Linked DNA regions of Homo sapiens: region 2 is linked to region 1. Evidence: chromatin contacts called from ENCODE Hi-C or POLR2A ChIA-PET data. All regions are on one chromosome and are shown on one strand. Each heading gives the region's core, a stretch centred on a gene start or an enhancer-like site at or near the end of the contact. The rest is flanking DNA. Distances are from core to core; before and after follow the strand shown. Region 1 overlaps PDE11A (phosphodiesterase 11A). Region 2 overlaps PDE11A (phosphodiesterase 11A).

What was found. Hi-C counts contacts between places; a loop is a spot of excess contacts on that map. ChIA-PET counts read pairs that join two places held with the same protein, here RNA polymerase II (POLR2A).
Region 2: a loop to region 1 is called in a map of K562, with 2.5 times the contacts of the local background. The contact joins two enhancer-like sites. A Hi-C loop is called at or near these places in 4 of 168 maps with a recorded cell type or tissue (K562, heart left ventricle, mammary epithelial cell and 1 more). POLR2A ChIA-PET finds 5 or more read pairs at or near these places in 3 of 52 experiments (HEK293, K562 and MCF 10A).

The regions. Positions count from the first base shown.
Region 1 is chr2:177,630,567-177,637,474 of GRCh38, reverse strand. All of the region lies in intron 19 of PDE11A (phosphodiesterase 11A), which reads left to right. Among named protein-coding and RNA genes, the nearest start is that of IFT70A, 15 kb to the right of the region's middle. RefSeq lists an enhancer at 2,247-2,326. Within about 2 kb of position 2,979, at least 6 of the 41 ENCODE cell types and tissues checked have a DNase peak (open chromatin) inside an H3K27ac peak, as active enhancers do.
Region 2 is chr2:177,688,656-177,695,563 of GRCh38, reverse strand. The region is part of intron 15 of PDE11A (phosphodiesterase 11A); the gene reads left to right. The region is part of intron 1 of PDE11A-AS1 (PDE11A antisense RNA 1); the gene reads right to left. Among named protein-coding and RNA genes, the nearest start is that of PDE11A-AS1, 19 kb to the right of the region's middle. Within about 2 kb of position 2,908, at least 3 of the 41 ENCODE cell types and tissues checked have a DNase peak (open chromatin) inside an H3K27ac peak, as active enhancers do.

The DNA of each region.
Region 1 (6,908 bases), core at 1,730-4,229:
ATGCAAATACCTTTTCAGTGCGATAGATAGAATTGGAGAGATGGAGAGTGTGCTACAGGCATGCCTAAGGAAGGAGAGTTCTGGTTCCATACCAGAAGACCAGAGAAGACTTCACAGAGAAGACAGAATGTGAGCTGAGTGGCGAAGGATTAGTTCTCTAGGGAAGGAATTTTTTACACAATGCATTAGAGTCAGAAAGACTTAGGTAAACATCCTGGCTCCATCTCTCATTATATGACCATGGACAAGGCACTTAACCTAAGTGAACCTCAATTTCCTTATCTATAAAGTGAAGATGATAAAAGTACCTACTTCGTGGGACTGCTGTGGAGATTTTATGAGATAATGGCCTTTAGGCCCCGGCCCTAGCCCAGCACAGTGAACATTCAATATATAGAAACTCCTCTTATTTCTCCTTCCTAAATGTCTTCAGAAAAAGGAGGTGAGGAAGAGTATGTATTTGGCCCAAGAAGAAGTCTTTCCTTCTCTGCTACCAGAGATGCTGCTGGGGTTCAGACTGTAGCTAGTTACTTTTATTCCTCCTTCTATTTGAGGGGAAGCTGAGTTCATTGAAGACCTGATGGAGACGAGATAATGCTTAGAGGCAGCAGAGCAGTGGTTCTTAACTGGGAAGATGCTGCTCCCCAGAGGACATCTGGCAATATCTGGAGACATTTTTGGTGGTCACAACTTTGGGGAGGGATGCTACTGGCTTCTAGAGCATTCTATAATGCAAAAGACAGCCCCCACCATAAAGAATTATCTAACCCAAAACATCAATAGTACTGAGGTAGAGAAACCCTGCAGTTTCAGTTCTTCACTTACCAAGTGAATGACCACGAGTGAGTTCTTCATCCAGGCCTTGGTTTTTCTTAATTATATATATATAAAGAGGATAATAATAGTAACCATTTCATAAAGTTCCTGAGAAAATTATATGACAGTGTTAAGCACTTATTACAGTCTGACTCCAACTAAGCATTCAGTAAAAGTTTGCTAATGACAGTAAGAGTCCATGAAACACACTGAAAACACCTGTAACTGGTCAAAAATGATTGATATGCTGTAAGAGATTTCAGTAGATTCAAGTACCATTTGGGGAGTTTCTTTCAGAGAGGGAGTAAAATCAAAACCTTCTGGACAACATGATTATGATGCTTCAGTGATACCAAGTGTACTGTGTAGAAATTAGCATCTGGAGTATACAGAGAAGAGAGGGATCAAATTCTAGATTTGTGTATCCTTCTTAGCTCTACCCACCCTCACACTATCTTTCCAAGGCCTTAATCTAAACAGTAGCTATGGTTTCTGTTCCCTCTCTTTTGTTAGTATGGCTATTATAAAAATCCTGCTATATATCTTAAGTAAAATTATATTTGTTGATTCAGTAATATCTACCAAAACGCAAATACACATTCCCTTTCACCCAGCAATACCCATTCTAGAATTTGACTCTCTGATAAACTTCACACCTATGGAGAGGCTATGTACAGGGATATCCATTACAGCATTATTTGTAATGGCCAAATATAAACAATGTTTGGGTTCCATCAAAAAGGAACTGGTTAAACAAATTTTGACAGCAGTGGAATACTAGATAGCCATAAAAAATGAGGAAATCTAATTTTGTAGTGATATGAGTTTTTCCCAAGATATATTAAGAATAAAAGGCAAAGTGCAGATCCCTCTGTATGGTGTACTACCATTTGTAAAAAGGGGCAAATATATTTATGTTCTTACACATTCAGAAAATTTTTCTTGATTATCTACTCAAGACACTGAAAACATCTGTTGCCTCTAGGGGAGGAAACTGAGTGTCTGGGAAATAGTAGAACGGAGATTTTATATTGCACCTTTGTACCGTTTTGTATCCATGGAACTATGTGAATGTGTTCCTTATTCAAAACATAAATAAAATACGGAATAAACTGTATATGCTGGTCACAAGAGAACTCAACAGTGGAGTGTGAATGAAATCAGGAAATAAGTGGGGTCCCTTGGCCACCTAGATGACCAGATGCCCAGGCTGTGTCCCATAGTGGGGCAAGTATCCGAGGTCCTGTCTGCGATGGGCCAGGAGGGAACTGGAAGGAACATGGGGCCCCAGTGATGTCAAAAAGGTTGCCCCAAGGGAGAAGCACTGCATCCCAAATAGGGTTTTTAGGTCAGCATCAACTCTAACCTACACTTGAAACAAAACCTGAGTTATCAGTCCTACACTACTAAAGAAAATTCTGGTTTAAAGAAAGAGCACCCTAAGGATTAGAACCATTAGGTAGAAGTTACAGGGGTATAGATTTCAGTCCAACATAAAGGAACAACATTTTAAAAACAGAACAATCAAAAACTAAATGGACTCCCCTGGGAGGTTGTGCACGCACTGCCTCTGAAAGGGTTTCAACGGTAGCTGTGTGGTCACGCAGCAGGGATGCCACAGAGGAGAGTCAGGTGTCTTGAGGCTGATGCAGCCGCATACATAACCTTTAGAGTTCCTCCGTGTGTATATGGAGAGTGATCAGATGGGTGCTAAGTTTCCCCCCTTCTCTTTCACTGAGGAGCAAGTCAAACTAGACAATAGCATTCTCACAGAACCCATCCCGTATCACTTGATAAGAAACTTTTAAATACTAGAAGCAATTCTCTTGCTGATGACTCACTACACATAATCACCATAAGCCTTGGAATTTAGGTTCGTGGATAAACCCTTGCTTTACTAGTATTTTAATAGTTCCATATTCTCTCAGCTAACTGCATTTCTGTAACAAATTAAGAGTGTAAGAATAAGTCGGCCGGGCGCGGTGGCTCACGCCTGTAATCCCAGCACTTTGGGAGGCGGAGGCGGGGGGATCACGAGGTCAGGAGACGGAGACCACCCTGGCTAACACGGTGAAACCCCGTCCCTACTAAAAATACAAAAAAATTAGCCAGGCGTGGTGGCGGGCGCCTGTAGTCCGAGCTGCTCGGGAAGCTGAGCAAGAGAATCGCTTGAACCAGGGAGGCGGAGCTTGGAGTGAGCCGAGATCGCCCCACTGCACTCCAGCCTGGGCGTCAGAGCGAGACTCCTTCTCACAAAAAAAAAAAAAAGAGAGAGAGAAAAAGTAAGTTTTCAAGATAGGAGTTTTGTTACCTTTGCCTAGAACCAGCACCTGGCCACAGGAAAACGATATTCTAGTATGGCAATTCTGTGTTTCAGGAGAATATAAAACAAAGAGAAAGGAATTCTGAGAAATATGTATTCCTCCTCCCTCCCCAATTTCTTTATTCCATACAAAGGAAGCAAGAAGGAGAACAAAGAGCAAGGATAAAGGGAAGAAAGCTGTTTGGGGCTATGCCAAATAAACTTAAATGGCTTAAGGAATAAATTGGTGGAATGATTCGAATCATGGGCAGGTGCTATGAATGTAATTTAGTAAATGCTTGGGTACCTGCCAGGGAAGAAAAAAATGTGTTGCTTTTAAGATCATTTCCCAGCAGCTTCATAAAAGAAAACTGATTACAGGAATTTAATAAGTAAAACAGAGCCAGAAATATTGTAATCAAATGAGTTTTTAATTACATATCAAGCAGAAAAAAATTCTAATTTATGCTCCTGGGATTAAAAAAAATAAGTTCTGGAGAAATGCTTTTGTAGCAGGAAAATAACATAAACACTAATTTCCATAGGAATTATAGTAGTCAGTTTAATTAAAAGGCTTGATCAGAGTAAAGAGGAGCTGGTGCCAAGCTATACTAAATAAAACCATGGCAGTTGTGGCTCCCTCACACTATTGTCTAAATAAAAACACTATGCATTGAGTGGAAAACAAGCACCTGTATTTTTCTCATGGAAATAAAGGGGATTTTGATCGCTGCTGGAGTTACAATGTTGCTTTGTTTTATTATCATATGAAATAACTAGTAAATTTGATTTAAAATTAGATGTTTCTGTTTAGTGTGATAAATATCACTGTTAAGAGAGAGACAGAACATACTCTGTCTTAAGGACATCGGGCTTTCAACCCCCACCCCCACTCCGTTAACTTACATCTAGTTACATTTTACTCATATTCATATAACTCCCTGGAGCAGAGGATTATTTGAGCAGATAAATTAGGTTTACTAACAGGTGGTTTGCAGTTGTGCTTGGAGTCATACACTCTGGCATTCTAACAGAAAAAGAGCTATTCTTCCTGTTGGAGGACTTACTATTGACTACTCCCTAACCACAGTCATGCTTGGAGAAGGCTTTTCACAAGGTGTGCTGAAATCATAGTGGTTTAATGATATGTTCACCTTTTGTCCCCCTTGTGATGAATGGGATGCACCTGCAAGGTGTTTACACGGGACCAGGGATATAACCCTGTCCACAGAACAAAAAATAGCTAACTAACCCAAAGCATAAAGTGGGAAATCACCTTTCCATAGGCTAATAATCTCACAACTTCTGTGTTCTTTCTTTTATTTCTTTATAAGGAAAATAAAAACTACCTTATAGGCCTTAGTGCAACAAGAAAGGGAAACTTTAATTTGTCAGAATTCTGGGGAGCCTGGGAAAAAACTGGCTGGCTGGCAGTCCAGATCTGTATAAAAGCAGTGAGCTAGGGCTGGGGAGAAAACTGGATTACTCTCCATGGGGTAAAAGACTGTGCCCTTTGAGATGAAAAGGAGTATGTAAGAGTAAGTCAGTGGGTAAGTCACTTCCCCTATGACAACCTCTAAAGTTCGGTACAGTTAGTAGGCATCCAAAATGTTGAGGGTGATGGGATTTCCTGTGAAAAGGGGAAATAAAGTGAAATACTGCATTAGGAATGATGCAGAATGGAGTCAAGAGGGCCAAATAGACTCAAGAAGAAGTCAGAGAGTACAAGGAAGTAAGACTTGGAAATCACTGGCAGGAGTCTGAAAGGTCCCCCAGAGCATGAAATAGATTTGAGGTCTAATCTCAAGTCTAAAGGGTTGGGGAGGCCTCAAGTGACATAAGATTACATTCAAAGAACAATGTCAGAATTCATGAGAGTTGTATACATATGCAAGATGATGGGTGATAGAATTAATGGATAAGAGGAGAGAAGAAAGGAGAGATGGGTATGAATAAGTCAGAAGAAAGGTCCTGGTGTCAACCCTTACCCCAAATTGATGACAACAGCAATCACATTCAATGTGTCCTCAGAAGTTCATGTCTTCAGTCTCCTCATCATCATCACAGTCTCTAAAAACAGGAATGATACAATTACTAGCTGGTTGGAATTGTGCATTGACAAAGGTTGAAGCCATACAATTTCAAGACGTGTATCTTATTATTCCTTGGTTTTTCTTCTTGACTCTTTAAGAGCTTCCCTTTTATGTTACATCCTCAGCAGATTTCTCTATATCTTCATTCTATATGGCAGGCTAGTGTCCTATCCCTGACTTTTACTTGAGAAAAACAATGGTTTTCTCCATAGCTTCCAAAACAAATGGAAAGATTACAAAAGGAAGCCCTAACTTCCTATATGGATTCTTACCTTCCTCCTGTGATGGAAAGGCTAAGGATCATTTATGATCCTAACATGTGGGGGACATGTTTTATCATCTGTAAGATGCACAGTCATTGTGAGGAATAGCTGAGATGAAGTATGCAGAGCAGCTGGCAATGTGTTTAACACATAGGAGGTGTTAGGTGTTAACAGAAGCTCCCCCTCATCCACGTGGGATGCCAGCTTTTTATACTTCTTTCAGACCCTGGAGATGGAAAACAGGCCCAAGAAGTATGAATGCTTAAAAATCCATACATTCTCATTGATTCTGTCCATTTTTAAACTGAGATTATAAAATACCATATATATATGTGTATATATATACACACACATATATATGTATATATATACACACACATATATGTATATATATACACACATATATATGTGTGTGTATATATATATACATGTATATATATATATATACATGTGTATATATATATATATATATATATATATATATATATTTTTTTTTTTTTTTTTTTTTTTTTTTTTTTTTGAGATAGAGTCTCACTCTGTTGCCCAGGCTGGAGTGCAGTGGTGTGATCTCAGCCCACTGCAACTTCTGCCTCCTGGGTTCAAGCGATTCTCCTGCCTCAGCCTCCCAAGTAGCTAGGATTACAGGCATGTGAGGCATGTGCCACCACGCCTAGGTTGTTTTTTTTTTTGTTTTTTTTTTTTTTTTTTTGCATTTTTAGTAGAGATGAGGTTTCACCATGTTGGCCAGGCTGGTCTCAAACTCCTGACCTCAAATGATCCACTCACCTCAGCCTCCTAAAGTGCTGGGATTACAGGCATGAGCCATATTTTAGATGTTCTGATCATTTCACCAGTTAGAAACATAATAGAAAGATTCCATTCAAGGCAAAACCCAAAAGTTAGTAGTGTCTATCTCTTGAGTTATGAGATTATAAATTATCTCCATTTCCTACTTTTTAAACCTATTGTTTCTATATTTTCTAACACTAACATGTTACTTAAAATATATAAAATAACTGTGAAGGGAAGAAAAGGTATTATTTTTAAAACAACCCCCCAAAACCTCATGGTTTAAAAGGACAAAGACCATGTTTCTAAAAGTTAAATGTCATCAAAATCTTATTTCCCTTTTCATTGAGCTGTCCAGAAAATTAAAAGGCTCCTAGATCCTTTGTTACATATGTTTTACATGGGTGGCTTTACTTATTATTCATCTTTACAGGCATATAGATACATAATAGAGATTTTTGCTGATCATATTTTACTGGTTGAATATGTTAGAAGCCTTTCATTATGAAAAGTAAAAAAAAATTAAAATAAGGAAAATGTAGATATTCATGCATTTAAAAGAAAGAAAATAATCAGTAAAGTAGAGAATAGTGGAATTTTCCTGTTGGGCAGAGTAAATTCCATGCTCCTCTGACCTGTAAAATA
Region 2 (6,908 bases), core at 1,659-4,158, 58 kb before region 1:
AAACCTGTAGGCCATAGCCAAGCACTTAGAAGCTAGGAGTCTATAAGCCATACACCCAGGGTTGTCAGATTTAGCAAGTAGAAGTACAGAAAGTCCAGTTACATTTAAATTTCAGATAAACAATAAATACTTTTTTAGAATAGATAGTTAGATGTCCCATGAAACATTTGGGACATATTTATACTAAAAATTATTTTTTGTATATTTCAGAATAGCTACAAGAGAGGACTTGAAATGTTCCTAACAAATAGAAATGATAAATATTCAAGGTGACAGATATCCTAAATACCCTTACTTGATCATGGCACATTCTGTGCATGTAACAAAATGTCATATGTACCCAATAAATATGTATAAATATTATGTATCAATAAAATATTTTTAAAATAATTATTTTTAACGGAAACAAATTATTTTATCTAGCAATTATACCCCTCCCCCCCCACACACAACTCCCATTTAGCTTTTTAATACCTTACTATTACATGCAGAAAACCAAGAATCACAGAACATTTTTTCAGCATCCGATAGGAAAGACAGAGGCCAAACAAACAGAAAAAAAAAATGAAATTCAGAGAAAACAGGGAGAGGAAGAAAACAAAACTAAAAACTGTTGTTAGAATTCTCAGAGAGCTAAGATATTGCATCCATGAAACAAGAACAGGATGCTTTTTAAAAATAGTAGTAGGAGCAACTATGAAAAAGAAGGCACTTTCAAAAATTAAGAACATGATAGCCAAAATAAAAAAAATCAAATGAAAGCATTAGGAAACACAGGCCAAGGACAAAAGCCAGCAAAATAGAAAACACTGCTATATTTCATTGTATCTCTTTTAGTACTATTTGATTTGTTAACTATGTTCATGTATTACTTTGATAAATATAATTTTAATTAGTTTAAAATATATACTTAAAAATTAAAATCCCAGCTCTGCCACTAATTAGCTGTGTGTCATCAGATAAATTATTTACTTCTCTGAGCCTTTCTTTCAAGTATAAAATGGAGATAACAGTACCTATGTCATGTCTTAGAAATGGTGACATCTACAACCTCATTTGCTTTATAACCTATTTATTTTGCATGTTTTGTGGCCCTTTGGTTGACTTAAATATCATGATCTTTCATCTATTTTCTGGATTAATGCTCCTTGATTTGGGATTTATGGAAAGTCTGTATCCTTTTAATGTTTTATTGCCTGTCCCTGACACTTGCAGGATCTTGTGTTATTTTCCTCAAAGTAGAAGAATTTTCCCAAGCCATCTTTCCAAGTAACTTCTAAAGAGAGAAAAAAAAATATCAACACTCAGAGTCCATTTATCAAGCTCTGTTAGGGATTTGACGAATCACTGAGTGACCACTGGCATGCAGTCAACGAAGTTGGTTGCAACTCGTTTTCTCATTACTCTGTTCTTATCTTAATGCTGCAGCCCCTGCTAATGTTTGCTGACTCCCAAAGAAGCTGGCTTGTTCTCTTTTCATCAGCATTATTGTTTTTTGAGGTTCTGAATAGCTGCCCATTCTCTAATCTAGACTTTCAGAGGATTGATTCACTTGCCTGTCTAAAGTTGCATTAAAATATTGCCATATTTTTAGCCAGAACAATCCCTAGAGTTATAATGAGAGGGAAAGCAGCTACTACAAACTGTCGCCCCGATGTTTTTATTTAATAAATGTGCAATTGTGGAATCGGAAGGATCTTAGAAATGATGCAATCCAATTCATCTCCTTTTTTGCTGATCAGGCACAGAGGTCCAAATGGTTAAATAGCGTAGCTTAGGTCACATAACTCATTATTGGTAAAACTGGAACCCACACCTCCTCTTTCAGGGCTTTTTCTTCAATCACCATGCTTCCCTCTCTAATGGAAGAATCAAGAAATCATTGTCATTTTAATTGGGGATATATTATGTGATAATGTTGACTCTTTCCAGGTGTTCTGTAATCAGTTTAAACACTAGCTTGAGGCCCCTGTGTCCTCTCCCAAAGCAAAGTTGGAGATAAAGGCTTGCATTCAGGTAGTTTAGTTTTGGAAATGACACCAAGAATAAGAGTGAGGGGCTGGGACAGTGAAATGGGGAAGGAGGGAAGCCAGTGAAAGGAAGGACACATTTCTTTGTTGTTCTCCACTATGGTCAGCCAGTCTTGATCCTGCAGGGACCATCTGAGAAGTCTCATATATCGCACTTCAAAATTGTCCGCCACCCACCATCCTCATCAACCAAATGTTGATCTGTGGGATGTTAACTCTCATGTACTTCCATGTTGTGTGTGCCTGATGACTGGGCATTCCTGCAGCTGTCTCATCCCTGTTCTCACACATGAAGTCATGTGTGAAGTGCCAGGGCAGAAAGTATGTGATCCGCAGGACCGCTGAGGCACTGCGTGTAGCAGCAATGGCAGGAGAGGGGTGGGTGAGCCAAGAGGATATTAGGCTCCCCGTACAATTAGTTTCTGGAAGTCTGGATTATTGTTGGTTCTTCTGCCCTGACTACTCAACCTAAAAGTCATGATACAGTTGAAGAAACCAAAAAGGAAGCTCACTGCTTTCCTCCCCTAGAGGGAGAAAGTCACTCTAGGAAAGGGCCAGGCTGGGCAGGGTAGAGCCCTGCCTTTTGGAGACAGGTTTCTGACTCATTCCTAGAGGCAAGATTTCTTGCCATGCTCTAAAAGGAAAAAAATATATGAGATTCATGGAAATGTGGAAAGGCTTTCAAAACATCCACAAAAACTTATGACTTTAATTTCTAAAGACCTTGTGTGTCCTTGGGATTCTATGTCATTCAAATGGCATATGAAAGCAGAATTCACAAGATTAAAATACAAAAACAAACAAAATCCTTAATGTGAATTTCTAAGTTTCACAACCTGAGCCTGGGGGTTAATGATTCACTCTGATTTTCCAACTCACTGAAAACGTTTTCCAGTTACTGCTGAGCAACTTTCTGAAATGATTTCTGTGCCTGTTTCTGAGTCCCTGCAGTGAATAAGGATTTGATAATTAAGTAGTAATTTCACCAGCTTTGAGAGTCGGATCTCTCTTTGCCTCAGTTTCCTTGTCAGCAACAGGGGTATAGGCATATCACCCATTCTAATCTCCTAGGATCCTTGTGGCAGTGAAAAGAGATTAATTTTATGAAAGAGCTTTGACAATGTAAAGTACCTTATAAAAAAAGGAATCACTCAGCCAGAAAACTTAATAAAACATGCACCATAAAAGATGATGCTTGTTGGAGTGGGCAGAGAGATCTAAAATTACAAATGTTATAACTTCAAAGGGATGATACAAATGCCCTGTACTATTTATCTGCATGTAAATCAACAAAGATGACCTATGCACCTTCCACTATTAGTAATAAAAACAACAACTAATACTTTTTGAGTGCTTACTTAGGACCTTTATATATACATTATGCCATTCAACAGTGAAAGCAGTCCTATTAAAATAGGTACTATTATTAATGTCAACCTAAAAGAAAGAAACTGTGGCAAAATTAATATAAGTAGAGAGTTTATTTGAGCCAAGATTGAGGACTGCAACCCCGGAGCATGGATTCAAGTTGCCTTAAATATACAGTCCAATTAGCAGCAGTTACAAGTGGATTTTCAAAAGGAAAGGAAAGGTATTTTCTACATTGTTTACCAAGAATTTACATTAACATAACATAAGCTATTGATTGGCTTTGTTACATTGTCTCTTGTATCACAAATTCTAGGAACATGAAGATAGTGGGTGAGGTAGCTAGTCAGAAACAAAATGACTTTCAACAGTGGCCCCCAAGCATGGGTTAGGGGAGTGGGGAGCGTGACTGAAGTCCCATACTCATTACTCTCTGGGCCTTCAAGGAGCTCAGACTGCTCTGAGCTGTTTTTTCTTTTCTCATTAACCCCACAGTACACATGAGGAAACTGAGGTTTGGAGTGATTCAGTAAATTGCTCACAATATTAAATAGTATATCTGGAATTTGAACCAAGTAGTTGGACTCCAAAATGTTCTTAGTTACTCTGCAGTTATATAGCAGTCCAAGAGTACTCAAGGGGAAACTGGGGCCAATCCAGGAAACATTTGGGCATTAGAAACAGCAGAAATTTGAGGATGCAAATGTCTAAAGCTAGTTCCAAACACACTTTGTGTTAGCATGCTAAGTGTTAGCAATTCAGCTAATGCCAGGCCCCACCACTGGGAGTGCAGGGTGGATGTGGAGGCTCCAAGTCAGTGATACTCGGACCCAGTCTGGTGGGGCTAAGACTGCAATTAGAGGCTTCTTGTGTGAAGTTGAGCTAAGTTGGTGCACCAGGGGTTGAAAATTCTGTAGCTTTAATACAGTCACAGGGGTTGTTGCTATTGGGTAGCAATAAACAGTTTAGCACTGATCCTCAACAGGTTGTGATTACATAACGCTATATCTCATCCTCTAGGTGCCTGCTCCATGCCCAGCACCATTCTAGGCATTACAGTATCTTCCTGTATCAGCACTGAAATGGAAGCTCTATGAATGCAGACACCTTACTCTTTAGCTCACTCTTGGAACCCACAAAACCTGACACACTGCCTGACATAATGAGTTCTCAAAATAACTTTTTGATACTGAATTATCATATCAATGTGCAAGGTAGATATTGTTAGCCCCATCTGATAAATAGGGAAAACTGGGCTTATAGAGGTTGAGTAATTTGTCCAAAGTCACTAAGTTGTCTGTGATCAGTTCTCCATGACACAATGCCTCAGAGCATGATTTAAGCAAATAATTTTCCAATAATTCAGATAAATCCACTTGGGTGCTCAATGCTTTTAAGATCGGCTTCCTAAATTAATCAGACTTATCTTCAAATTGAAAATTTGCCACCTCTCTTTGTGATCTACACTCATCAGCAATTATGGAAAATGCCCAGTCTGATGGTTTCTTTGTATTTGTCTCTCGAAAGGGATGCAGTAAATAGCATTTCTCGAAAGCATCTGATGATGACAGAAAAATGCACTAAACTATTTTAAATTGTTCAATGTGATAGTTTGACCAATTCTTTTAAAAATTAGATTAATATCTAGACAATTCATTTAAAAAAATTACAGTGGGAACTCAACAAATGTTTCTACTGCTAGGCAAACATTCATTCATCATTCAACAAAAGTTTATTAAAAGCCAGCTATGTTCAGTGTCCTCAACTTCCACAGTTGCCTGCGCTCAACCAACCCCATACTGGAAAGGATGAAAGTAAACTGATTAGTAATAAGGTGTTAATGACTGACAAAACTTAAGCCATTACTCTATCCCAAACATTATTATATTTTAACAGAGCCTGATGACTTAACTCATTGAAATTATATATTATTATAACATTAGGTCAGCAGCCCCTGTAGTAGGTTGATGGAGGAAATATTTTGGTAATTCTTGACATATTTCAAAGAATTTTTCCATATACTCATTCCATATCCCCATCCATATGATATCAAAACTGACTAAAAAATGAGAAATGTAGCCAAATAGCACTTCTTAATGGTTTCTTTGTGCCAGGCACTGTGCTAGTTGCTGGTAATGTACAAGCAGATAGGACACGGTTCTTACCTTCAGGGACTCAGAGCCCAGTGGGGAAGAGAGAAGGCAGCAACATCTAGCAGCGAAGGGCTGTGTGGAAGTGAATGCAGGAGCAGCTGGAGTGCGCTCCTTCTAGCCATGGCTTACACAGCTTCTTTGCCTGGTGATTGTGGTTTGAATGAACTGACTGCTGGGGCCTTGTGGTCTCTAATCTTCTGCCATTTTCAACATCTAGAGTAATTCTTATCTCTACTTCCTGCATTTTGCCGGTTTTATTTGTGCCATCAACAAAAGCACAGCATCAAACAAGTCATTCACTCAGGTTCTTGGCAGGCCCTTGTATTATCAGTGCTAGTCTGAAGCAGGGAGAAAGTTCACTTCAAAATTAAATAGAACACTTTTTTTCTTTAGTCATAATAACTGGAGTTAACATCTGTATATTAATTTTCTATTCCTCTTCAATGTTTGTATGCAAAGAAAGTCCAGAAATCTCTCTAGAATCTGCATGTAACAATTAATTGCAGATGTATGATTTGCCTGTTGAGCAAGCTGTAAGAAGACCAAAAGCACCCACTCACCGCATCCACACATCTGTGCACCCTGCAACCCCTGCCTGACAACTCTGGAGTTAAAATTGAGGAGAGTTACAGGCCGGGGACAGTGGCTCACGCCTGTAATCCCAGCACTTTGGGAGAACAAGGCAGGTGGATCACCTGAGGTCAGGAGTTCGAGACTAGCCTGACCAACATGGAGAAACCCCGTCTCTACTAAAAATACAAAATTAGCTGGGCGTGGTGGTGCATGCCTGTAATCCCAGCTACTCAGGAGGCTGAGGCAGGAGAATCTCTTGAACCCGAGAGGAGGAGGTTGCGGTGAGCCGAGATCACGCCATTGCACTCCAGCCTGGGCAACAAGAGTGAAACTCCATCTCAAATAAAAAAACAAAAAGAAAGAAATTGAGGAGAGTTACAGTGATGATTTGCCACCTCAGCAGTAAAACCTTCCTAATGTTTATGGACTTTCAGTAGATTCAAAGGAGTTAGATGAATAGATAAAGAATATATATTCCTAAGTACATGTATAGATACATAAATTTGCAAAAAATTTCATGATTAAAATGTTCACAGAAATGGTGATTTCTCACTTTACAAATAAAAGATGCCTTGCAGATAAATTACAAACCAGAAAGTTTTTCAATGTGGTGATGGGTGACTGGTAACCAATCTTTAGAATTATTTTTGAAGGTAATTTTAGCCGTTCTGTTCAAATGATGCTTTTTTAAAGACTGCTATTTTTCTGAGTGGGACATATGTCAGGCGAGCAGGATGAAAGCCTAATAAAAACATATCTGATTATAAATGAGATTTTCCAGTAA